Regions from separate parts of the Homo sapiens genome. Here region 1 is linked to region 2. Evidence: read pairs that join two places in POLR2A ChIA-PET (ENCODE). Cell type or tissue: PC-3. All regions are shown on one strand. Each heading gives the region's core, and the rest is flanking DNA. Links, peaks and the distances in the headings are about the cores only. Region 1 has its middle 41 kb from the start of MATN1-AS1. Region 2 has its middle 6.7 kb from the start of SRSF4.

What was found. Peaks named below come from ENCODE experiments on the same cell type or tissue, not always from the same donor. Only the 100,000 strongest peaks of a DNase experiment are listed, where the experiment ranks them.
Region 1: POLR2A ChIA-PET joins it to region 2 with 6 read pairs; 2 of 35 experiments call an interaction of 5 or more read pairs at or near these places.

The regions. Positions count from the first base shown.
Region 1 is chr1:30,674,757-30,680,130 of GRCh38, reverse strand. No RefSeq gene overlaps it. Among named protein-coding and RNA genes, the nearest start is that of MATN1-AS1, 41 kb to the left of the region's middle. In PC-3, for the core only: no CTCF peak of the experiment used is centred there; no DNase peak of the experiment used is centred there; H3K27ac peaks cover 375 bases.
Region 2 is chr1:29,185,965-29,191,297 of GRCh38, reverse strand. It overlaps a transcript of MECR not described here. Among named protein-coding and RNA genes, the nearest start is that of SRSF4, 6.7 kb to the right of the region's middle. RefSeq lists enhancers at 3,395-4,039, 4,040-4,685. In PC-3, for the core only: no CTCF peak of the experiment used is centred there; no DNase peak of the experiment used is centred there.

The DNA of each region.
Region 1 (5,374 bases), core at 239-5,238, 1.5 Mb before region 2:
TCTCAGGAGAGAGGAGGCCCTGGAGTGGGTAGCTCCTCTCTGCAGCTGGTTGTCTCAATGTCTGCTCAGCTCTGGCTGAGCCCAGGGCTTTTATGGGCCTCAGAGGTGGGGAAGTCCATGCCAGTTGTTCCATGGGTGGCCATGGGCATACCTGGAAAAGGCACAAGTTCTCACTCCAGTACATGGGACTGGCAGCCTGGCCCCCAGCATTCAGGCTTTCCCTGAATTGAAGGTGGGGCCTCATCAGGGACCTGCCACCTTCTGTCCAGGAGCCTGTCTGCCTCCTGCTGCTGCTCATGGCACCCAGGCTGTAGGTGCCAAGGGGGCATCTGCAGGCCAGCCCTGAGCTGCCCTCAGCACCCCTGGCCCCATTGGCTTTCCTCCTATGCTCATTGGTGCCCAAAGTCCAGAGGGGGCCAAAGTGTCAGGGGGCTGGCATGTCAGCACTGCCCTAAGCATGTGCACACCCAGCCGGGCTGTGACTGTGCCCAGGCTTAGTGCCGACTTTGCTCTAAGATTGGAATGGGTGCTGACAGCAGGGGGAAGCCAGGCAGTGGGAGCAGGCATTTCCAACCCTGCAAGGACAGGGGCTGCCTTCCTGGGCCCCCAAGAGTGCAGGGATGCCAGGGTCCATAGCTGTGGTTTGGGTGGCTACAGCTGTGCCCAGTTTGGGTTGGGGTGCAGGGCTCCTGCTTGCTCCATGGAGCAGGAGACAATGGGTCTGCAGCCACAACTTGGGCTGCTGTGGCTGCATCTGGGGAGCTCCTGCCCCACCAACTTGGAAGGGGTGAGGCTCCCACTTGTCCCCATTTCCTGCTGGCACCATGGAGTGTGCAGTCCCAGTTGTGCCTCACTGCTGCAGCCAGTGTAATAGCAGTGGCTGCTCTAGATGGACTGTTGCTGCCATCAACAGGAGGAGTCTGGGGAAGATCTGGGTTGTGAGTTCCAGGTTGCTGTTTGCTGCAGGCAGCATGAGGCGAGATGGCTGAGGATCTGGCCTTTCCCTAATGGTCAACTCTCCGTGTCCATGTTCTTGGACAGCTCTTGGTGACACTGCCAACTCTGGGTAAGATTTCTTGGCTGTGTGGCTCTTTGGAAAGAATTGTCAGAACAACCCTGTGGGCCACCTATTGGGCCAGCCCCACACACCATTTGATACCCTGCCTCTTCCGTCTTGTACTTACTGGTGGTTGGATTGACTGATCCAGGTTGACTGGTAGTTTTGGTAGTTTCTCAGCCCATTTCTACTAGTTAGCCCTGGGAAAAGTTGGGGGAAGATGTGCATTAAGTTGTTCAACTACCAGCCATTGCTAGCACCTCCCTTATGCTAGGCTGGTGGCTCAGAAAGACCTCTGCCCTCAGGAGTTGCAGTTCAGTGTGGGAGATACGCTTGTACCAGCTGACAAGGGCTGTGACAAAGGTAAGTGCAGAATTCTAGGGGGATGCACAAGGGGAGTTCTGACAGTGTCTTGCAGGAGTGGTCCAAGAAAGTTCCTGTTATAGGTGATAACAGTGGTGTCCTAAAGAACAAATGAGTGCTTATACCTAGAACATCTGTTTGGTTTTTCTTTATGTGTTTGCTGGCTATTTGTTGCTGATTTTCACCCTGTTTACCGAGCCTCCTCCTTCATCTGGTAATGGTCTTTCCATGTTTATTCGGTCAATTACAGCTCTTCCGCCCCACTCTAGCCCACTTACATCACAGGGGTGGGCATGTGACCTAGGCCTGGCCAATCAGAGTCCTGCATCCCTAAGCCACAGTAACTGGTTCAGGATGGGCCAATCCAGGCTTCCCTGGGATTTTCTGCTGGAGTTGATGGGAGACACTTCCTTTTGCCTTTGGAGTCATGGAGCTCAAAGTAGATGCTTGGGATCACCTGCCCTGGCCTCATGGGGCATGCCCAGGTGCAGTGGGAGAAACTGAGGCCACTTTGCAAAAAGAACCAGACACAAAGAGGAAAGATGGGTAGAGAGAAAATCCCGGGGCACTAAGATCTGATTCTGGCAGACTTTTCTTTTACATCAGAGCCTCTTGTTCAGCACTGGGGCCAATCATCCCACTTCTAAAGGCCTCAGCTGCTGGACTGGGGTCTGTTGCTGTGGCCTGGAGTCCTGACAGATACTGGGAGTGGGCTCATGAGGTCACGAGGGCTCTAGATTGGCAAAAAGCAGGACAACTGGGTATGAGGGTCTCCTCTGACCCAGTGCTGACTTCAGTATCTTTCTATACTTGGTTCACTCTATCCTCTAAAACCCAAATTAAACACGACACTCTCTTTTAAAAGCTCTTCAATGCCTCCCCATTTTCCTTAGGATCAAGCCCAAACTCCTTAGCCTGCCATGCTGGGCCCTGCGTGGATTGTCCCTGGCCTGTCATCCCTCACTGACCAGAGCCTAGGCTCCAGCCACACCAGACTTCCTTCTACTCCACACCCAGGCCACTCCCTCCTCCCAGCCTTTGCACATGCTGTTCTTTCAGCTTGAAAAACATTTCCTGCACTTTTCTACCTTACCCTCACCTCCATTCTTCTTTACCAGGATGACTCATACTCCCTTTCCAGTTTAGAAGTAAATACCCCTTCCTCCAGGAAATTTTCCTGCTCTCCTTCTCTGAGCCCCCACAGCACAGCATCATCTAGCTCTATGGCAATTATTTAACAACTTGTTTCCTTCAATGGATTCTAGGCTCTAGGAAAGTGAGTTCACGTCCGCCTTGTTCATTATTGCACTCCAGCTTCTATCACAGTGTTAATGAATATGTGGGAAATTAATCAACAAATGAGCCCCAGTTCAAGGGGCAGGAGGTGTGGTGGAAACAACTCAGTTTTAGAACAAGACAGAACTGGGTTCAGATCCTGCCTGCATAGTTTATCTCTTGGCAAATCACTTCATCTTTCTGAGCCTCAGTGTCCTCAAATGCCCACCTGTTAGCAATTTAAAAAATATATTTTTTAAGATTTGGAGGTCTCACTATATTGCCCAGGCTGGTCTCAAACTCCTGGGCTCAAGCAATCCTCTAGCCTTGGCCTCCCAAAGTGTTGGGATTACAGGTGTGAGCCACAGCCCCTGGCCCATGTTGGCTATTATGAAAGACAGTGAGGGTGATAGTGTTTGGAAAACTCAAAAGTATGAAGCAAATGTTAAGCTTTCTTTTTAAAGTAAAGATGTCAATGACATCTGATAAACAGAAATTATTGTGACATATTGGTAGTGTTTTTCCACTTCAGATTGACAATAATAAATGCCTGAACTGTAAGGGAGTGGAAAAAGAAGGACGCACAAACCAAGAGCTACAACATGCCAAGGTCTGTGCTAAACAGGTTGTGTACGTAGTATTCATTTTCTCTGGAAACAGCTTCTGTAACTTTTACTGGAGTCATTGCTAGATATTTTATACTTGCTTTTTTTTTTCTGTTGTATATGGTGTTTTTTAAATTTACTGATGCATGGAAATTTAATTCAATATATATATTGATTTTGTATCCAGTAAACATGTTAAACTTCTTTATTGTTTACTTATCTGTAGATTATTTCACATTTTCCACATAGACAACCAAATAGTGACAGGTTTGTTTCTTTTTGCTCCTTATACCTTTAATTTTTTTCTTTCTAACTTTCCTAGCAGTGATACTAGCAGGTACCCTTGTGTTGTTCCTGATTTCAAATGGAAAGCTATGAGCTTTGTGTCATAATGTACAATGTAGGTAGGTTTTCATAGATGCTTTTCATCTAGCTAAGCAAGTCCTATTTAATTCTTAGTTAGGAGTTTACTCATGAAAAGATATTGAATTTTATTTGCAGCTATTAAAATGTTCATATGTTTTTTCTCTTTTAATCTGTTAATATGATCCACATTGATTTTCTGGTATTAAACCAACCTTACATTCCTGGGATAACTCCAGCTTGGTCATGATACACTTACATTGCTGCATTTCTTATGCTAATATTAGGTTTAGGACTTTTATACTTATGTTCTTGAGTGAACTTGGCCTGTAATTTTCCAGTCTCATATTGTTCTTGCCTGACTTTGGTGTCACGGTTTTCTTAACCTCATAAACTACAAGTGTGTTTGAGATATTAGATTTATTTCTATCTGGTGTGTTTAGAAAGCATATTATAAAACCATCTGGGCCCAGTGTCTTTGTGGGATGGTTTCTATTCCTAATCCAGCTTTTTAAATGGTTATATGATTGCACAACTTTTAAAATGTCTTTTTGAGTCAGTTTGCATAAGTCGTATTTTTATAGGAATGAGTCAGTGTCATGTGCTTTCAAATGTACTGTTATAAAGTTGTTCTGGATATGTTTCTATTTATTTATTTAATCTCTGTAGCTTCTATGACATGATCTGTTTCCTATTATTAATGCTGTCTCTTTGTGCCTTCTCTTGCTGTTTATGTTTTTCTTTTCTCATTTCAGTCATGTGTGGGCCTTCTCTTTATTTAGTCTTTTCCAAGAACCAGCTTTTGGCATTGTTGATCTTGTCTATTGTATGTTTGCTTTACCTTCTCTATGCCTTAGTTTCCCCATCTATAAAAATAGGGACAGTAACAATATGCATTCCTTATACTTGTGAAGATGAACTGAGCTAATACATATCAGAATGGTGCTTGGCACATAATTGTTTTATGTGTTTACTTTCACTTCTATTTTTGTTAATAATTGATTTCTCTCAAATTTCTCTTCCTAAAGATCTTTTTTTAAAGAGACAGGGTGTCACTCTGTTACCCAGGCTGGAGTGCAGTGATGTGATCATAGCTCACTGCATCCTCGAACTCCTTGGGACAAGTAATCCTTCTGCCTCCGCTTCTTGAGTAGCTGGGACTACAGGTGCATGCCACCACACCTGGCTAATTTGTAAATTTTCTGTCAAGATGGAGTCTTGTTATGTTGCCCAGGCTGGTCTCGAACTCCTAGTCCCAAATGATCCTCCCACCTTGGCCTCCCAAAGTGCTTGGATTACAGGCATGAGCCACCACACCAGGACATCTTTTCTTAAATTTCTTTAGGTTTGTTCTGTTCTTCCCTTTCTAACTTCTTAATCTAGACACTTAGCTCATTGATTTTGAGTGCTTTTCTTTTCTAGTGTGAGCATTTAGGGCTATAATCTTCTAAATATCGCTTTTACTGCATCCAACAAATTTTAATGTTTTGTAGCAACATTATTGTTTTTCTGTGTATTTAAACGTTTCCATTATTATTTCTACTTTTATTTTGAAGTGTTGAGGAATATGTTGTAATTTCTAACCACATAAGCATTTTTTGCTTTCTAAATTCATTTGTAACCTAATCGTTTTGTGATCTGAGACTGTGTACAAATCCTTTGATACTTGTGGAACGTACTTTATGCTGGTCAGGACTTCGGTCTATAGGAT
Region 2 (5,333 bases), core at 1-5,000:
GGGGAATCCATAAGGTTGGGGTTTAGGGAGAGTGGTGAGCCTGAGTCCTGGTGAAGGAGCAGGCCCCTGGTGCCCACTCTAAGAGCAGGCATACAGGAATGTTTGTAACACCACGCTTCAAGATCTGGAGGAACGTGCAGAATGCCTGAGAACAGTGAAGGCAATGATTCCTTGTACCTTTAGGGGTCTGGAGGTGACATTTGGGCTGGTCTTCAAAGGATGATTATAATTTATTCAGGGAAGGGTGACAAGCATTACAGACGAAGAGAGCAGATTAGGCAGTTACAGAGACAGGGTATTTATGTTAGAACTGTCTCATTTTCTCCATTCTCTTCCTGAGAATTAAAACCTACAACTTTTAGGTGGGTACATGGCAGGCCGGAATAAACACTGTTTCTCTGCATCCCTTGCAGCTAACAAGATCTGCCCCCGCAAGTGATGTAAGCAGAGGTGTTAGGCGTCAGTTTCTTAGGAACCTCTTTTTTTTTTTTTTTTTTTTATTTGGAGAGATGATGGAGTCTTGCTCTGTCACCTACGTTGGAGTGCAGTGGTGCAATCTCGGCTCACTGCAATTTCCACCTCCCAGGTCCAAGTGATTCTCCTGCCTCAGCCTCCCGAGTAGCTGGGATTACCTGCCACCACGCCCAGCTAGTTTTTGTTATTTTTAATAGAAACAGCGTTTCACCATGTTGGACAGGCTGGTCTCGAACTCCTGACCTCAGGTGATCCGCTGGCCTCTGCCTCCCAAAGTGCTGGGATTACAGGTGTAAGCCACTGCGCCCTGCCCAGGAACCTCTTTAAAATATAGCAGGCCTGCATCCTGTACCTTTTTCTTCCCCTTCCCCTTCCACCCTCCTTATAGCTGTGGTACACAGACATGATTCCTGGAGTTTACCCAGCCATCTTTGACTACGGTTTTTTTTTGTTTTGTTTTGTTTTGTTTTTTTGAGACGGAGTCTGGGTGGCGCGATGTCGGCTCACTGCAAGCTCCGCCTCCCGGGTTCACGCCATTTTCCCGCCTCAGCCTCCCGAATAGCTGGGACTACAGGCGCCTGCCACCGCGCCTGGCTAATTTTTTTGTATTTTTAGTAGAGACAGGGTTTCACTGTGTTAGCCAGGATGATCTCGATCTCCTGACCTCGTGATCCGCCCGCCTCAGCCTCCCAAAGTGCTGGGATTACAGGCGTGAGCCACCGCGCCCGGCCTTGACTATGTACAGCAAGATCAAAGGAGCCTGGCTCCCTGACACCCAGAATCCCCAACTGCCCACCTCAGGACTTGTTTTACATGAGAAATAAGCGTCTGTTTTATTCAAGCCCCTAGTATTTGGGGTTTCACTGAACCTAATCCTAAGTAATACAAATTCAATGGTTTAACTTAGATTGAAATCAAGTCAATCTGAAGCCGAAAAAGGGAATCGTGGCAGTTTATGATTCCCAGCTAAGGAATTTGGACTTTATTGTGTTGGCAGTAAGGAACAAAAGATTTCTGAGACAGAAGATCAGAACTGTGCTTTGAAAAAAAATCCCTCCAGCAGTAGCCCGGAGGACAGTTTGGAGGAGGGAAGCACTAAAGAAAGATAAAATCAGAGACTCCCAGGTTCTGAATTTCAGGTAGGTAAGCCCACCCCGCCCCCTTCCACTAAATGTCAAAGACCAACCAGGGGTTGCCGACATTTCAGAGGCCAACATTGGAAAGGAAACAGTGCCAAAAGAGAATTGGACTTAAAATGGATCCTCTCTTCTCTACTTTACAAGTGCAGGAGATTGTTTTTAATTTCAGACGGTCCGGGCACAGCGGCTCATGCCTGTAATCCCAGCACTTTGGGAGGCTGAGGCGGGCAGATCACTTGAGCCCAGGAGTTCGAGACCAGCCTGGGCAACATGAGGAGACCCCCCCCCAACCCATCTCTACAAAAATACGAAAATTGCCTGGGTGTGGTGGCTCACACCTGTAACCCCAGCACTTTGGGAAACTGAGGCAGGCAGATCACCTGAGGTCAGTTCCAGACCACCCTGGCCAACATGGTGAAACCCCGTCTATACTAAAAATATAAAAATTCGCCAGACACAGTGGCTCACACCTGTAATCCCAGCACTTTGGGGGGCCAAGGCAGGCGGGTCACCTGAGGTCAGTTCGAGACCACCCTGGCCAACATGGTGAAACCCCGTCTCTACTAAAAATACAAAAATTAGCCGGGAGTGGTGGTGCACGCCTGTAATTCCAGTTTTTCAGGAGGCTGAGACAGGAGAATTGCTTGAACTCAGGAGGTAGAGGTTGCAGTGAGTCGAGGTCGCACCATTGCACTCCAGCCTGGGCAACAAGAGTGAATCTCCGTCTCATACAAAAAAGTTAACATAGGCTGGGCGTGGTGGCTCACGCCTGTAATCCCAGCACTCTGGGAGGCAGAGGCAGGCAGATCATGAGGTCAGGAGTTCAAGATCAGCCTGGCCAACATGGTGAAACCCCATCTCTATTAAAAATGCAAAAATTAGCCGGGTATGGTAGCGGGCGCCTGTAATCCCAGCTACTCGGGAGGCTGAGGCAGGAGAATTGCTTGAACCCGGGAGGTGGAGGTTGTAGTGAGCCAAGATCGCGCCATAGCACTCCATCCTGGGCAACAAGAGTGAAACTGTCTCAAAAAAAAAAGACAAATAGGCATTACCTGCTAAAAAAAAGCTTGAGCGCACCTGAAGCCCTGCAGCTTCCTGACTCTGCCATCTCTCCCTGTCCTCTTCTGGGACCATCCACCCAGTGACTACCTATAGTTGCTGCCACAATATTGGTAAATGGAGGCCAGGCGCAGTGGTTCATGCCTTTAATCCTAACACTTTGGGAGGCCAAGGCAGGCAGATAGCCTCAGGTCAGGAGTTCGAGACCAGCCTGAGCAACATGGAGAAATCCTGTCTCTACTAAATTAATTTGTACTAAAAATACAAAATTAGCCGGGCGTGGTGGCAGGCACCTGTAATCCCAGCTCGTTGGGATGCTGAGGTAGGAGAATTGCTTGAACCCAGGAGGTGGAGGTTGCAGTGAGCCAAAATTGCACCACTGCATTCCAGCCTGGGCAACAGAGTGAGACTCCATTTCAAAAAAAAAAGTAAACTCCAAATCCTTCCCATGATCCTTGAGGCCCCTCAAGATCTGGTCTCTCCAGGAGTTCGAGGCTAGCCTGGCCAACATGGTGAAACCCCATCTCTACTAAAAATACAAAAATTAGCCAGGCATGGTGGTGTGCGTCTTTTTTTTTTTTTTTTTTTTGAGACAGAGTCTTGCTGTGTTGCCCAGGCTGGAGTGCAGTGGCACAATCTCAGCTCACTGCAAGCTCCGCCTCCTGGGTTCACGCCATTCTCCTGCCTCAACCTCCCGAGTAGCTGGGACTACAGGCGCCCACCACCACGCCTGGCTAATTTTTTTGTATTTTTAGTAGAGATGGGGTTTCACCATGTTAGCCAGGATGGTCTCGATCTCCTGACCTCATGATCCACCCACCTGGGCCTCCCAAAGTGCTGGGATTACAGGCGTGAGCCACCTCGCCTGGCCTGTGGCGTGCATCTTTAGTTCCAGCTACTTGGGAGGCTGAGGCAGGAGAATCGCTTGAACCCAGGAAGCAGAGGTTGCAGTGAGCTGAGATCGCACCACTGCACTCCAGCCTGGGTGACAGAGTGAGACTCTGTCTCAACAAAAAAAGGAAAAAAAATTTGATAAATGTGTTTTCTTGGGATATGAGATAATTACGCACACTTTCCTCAGGGGAAGACTGAGGCCGAGAAGAATAAAGCTCTTGCGGCCAGGCATGGTGGCTCACGCCCGTAACCCAGCACTTGGGGAGGCTGAGGTGTGCAGATCACCTGAGGTCAGGAGTTCGAGACCAGCCAACATAGTGAAACACAGTCTCTACTAAAAATACAAAAAAAATTACCCAGGCATGGTGGCTCATGCCTGTAGTCCCAGCTACTCGGGAGGCTGAGGCACGAGAATCGCTTGAACCCGGAGGCGGAGGTTGCAGTAAGCCGAGATCTCACCACTGCACTCTAGCCTGGGCAACAGAGTGAGACTCGGTCTCAAAAAAGAAAAGAGAAAAGCTCTTGCGTTAACCTGTGTGTGCCAGGCTGTACTTGTGCATGGAAACTCTCAGAACACCCACCAGCCCCATGCTTATTGTCAGGCACCATGCCCTGAGTAAAGCACTAGGCCAAGCCACAGCAGCTGGAAATGGTGGAGAAGAGAAGGCTCAGTCCTGGCACAACATCTGCTTGCATCTGAAGGCAGGAACATTCCTGGGAAGACAGCAGGGCTAGCTGAAAGGTAAGTGGAAAGGAGACATTGGCACCTTATGAAAGAGAAAAAAGAGATTCTTAGAAATTTCCTATGTCATTGAGATGTTAATGTCACCACTTTACAGAAGCAGCAGCCTCCCAGAGATGTGAAGTGAGTTGTTCCAGATCACACAGCAGGCAGCAGAGCTGGCACTAGAAGCCAGATCCCCTGACCATATCTGGTCACTACAGCAGACAGTCCCAATTCTTTTGGCTCCACAGGTGGCCTTGGAGGTCCCACTCTTCTCACGAGTCCTTGATTTTGTTCTTGACATGTCAACTGGAAGAGCATTCAAATTTCCCTGAGTCTGTGTCTCATGGGGAGGCATGAGAAAAAGGCAGAATCAGGAGGCCATTGAAGTAGTCCAGGTAAGAGATTATTTATGTATTCATTCAATAAGTATTTTAAACGCTCTTTATGTGAAAGGCACTGTTGTTAGGGGCTAGGGATAGAGCAGGAAACAAAAAACATGGCCCCTGAGACCAGCGAGCTTACATTCCAGTGGTGGAGAAAGACCATGCACAAGTAAATAAATAAACCAGGTAATTACAGACTGTGTAGTAAGTGTTGTGAAATATGACAAACAACACTTGAAATAAGGTGGACATGGAAGGCCTCAGGCCTGAATAAGAAGGAGCCAGCTGTATTCCAGGCAGAGGAAGTAGCGCATATCAAAGCCCTGACTGTGAACAGTCTGATGAGGCCTGAACTAGTTTAGGAAGTAGGAATGGAAAGAAGGAATGAATCTGTGAATATTTAGAAGGAATAATCAGAAGGACAGACTGAATGCAGTGGTTGAAGGTTGAACTTTGGCACCTCGCTGATGGTGGTGCCACTTGCATTGGGGAAGGAGGAGCAGGTTTTAGGGACAAGCATTTCCCCTCTGGAGGGCTCTCTTTCCCATCTGTACAATAGGTTAATATAACAACCAAGCTTAGTGCTAGGATTTTTGTTTTCGTGGTTTTTTGTTGTTTTTGTGTGTGTGTGTGCATGTGATGGGGTCTCACTCTGAC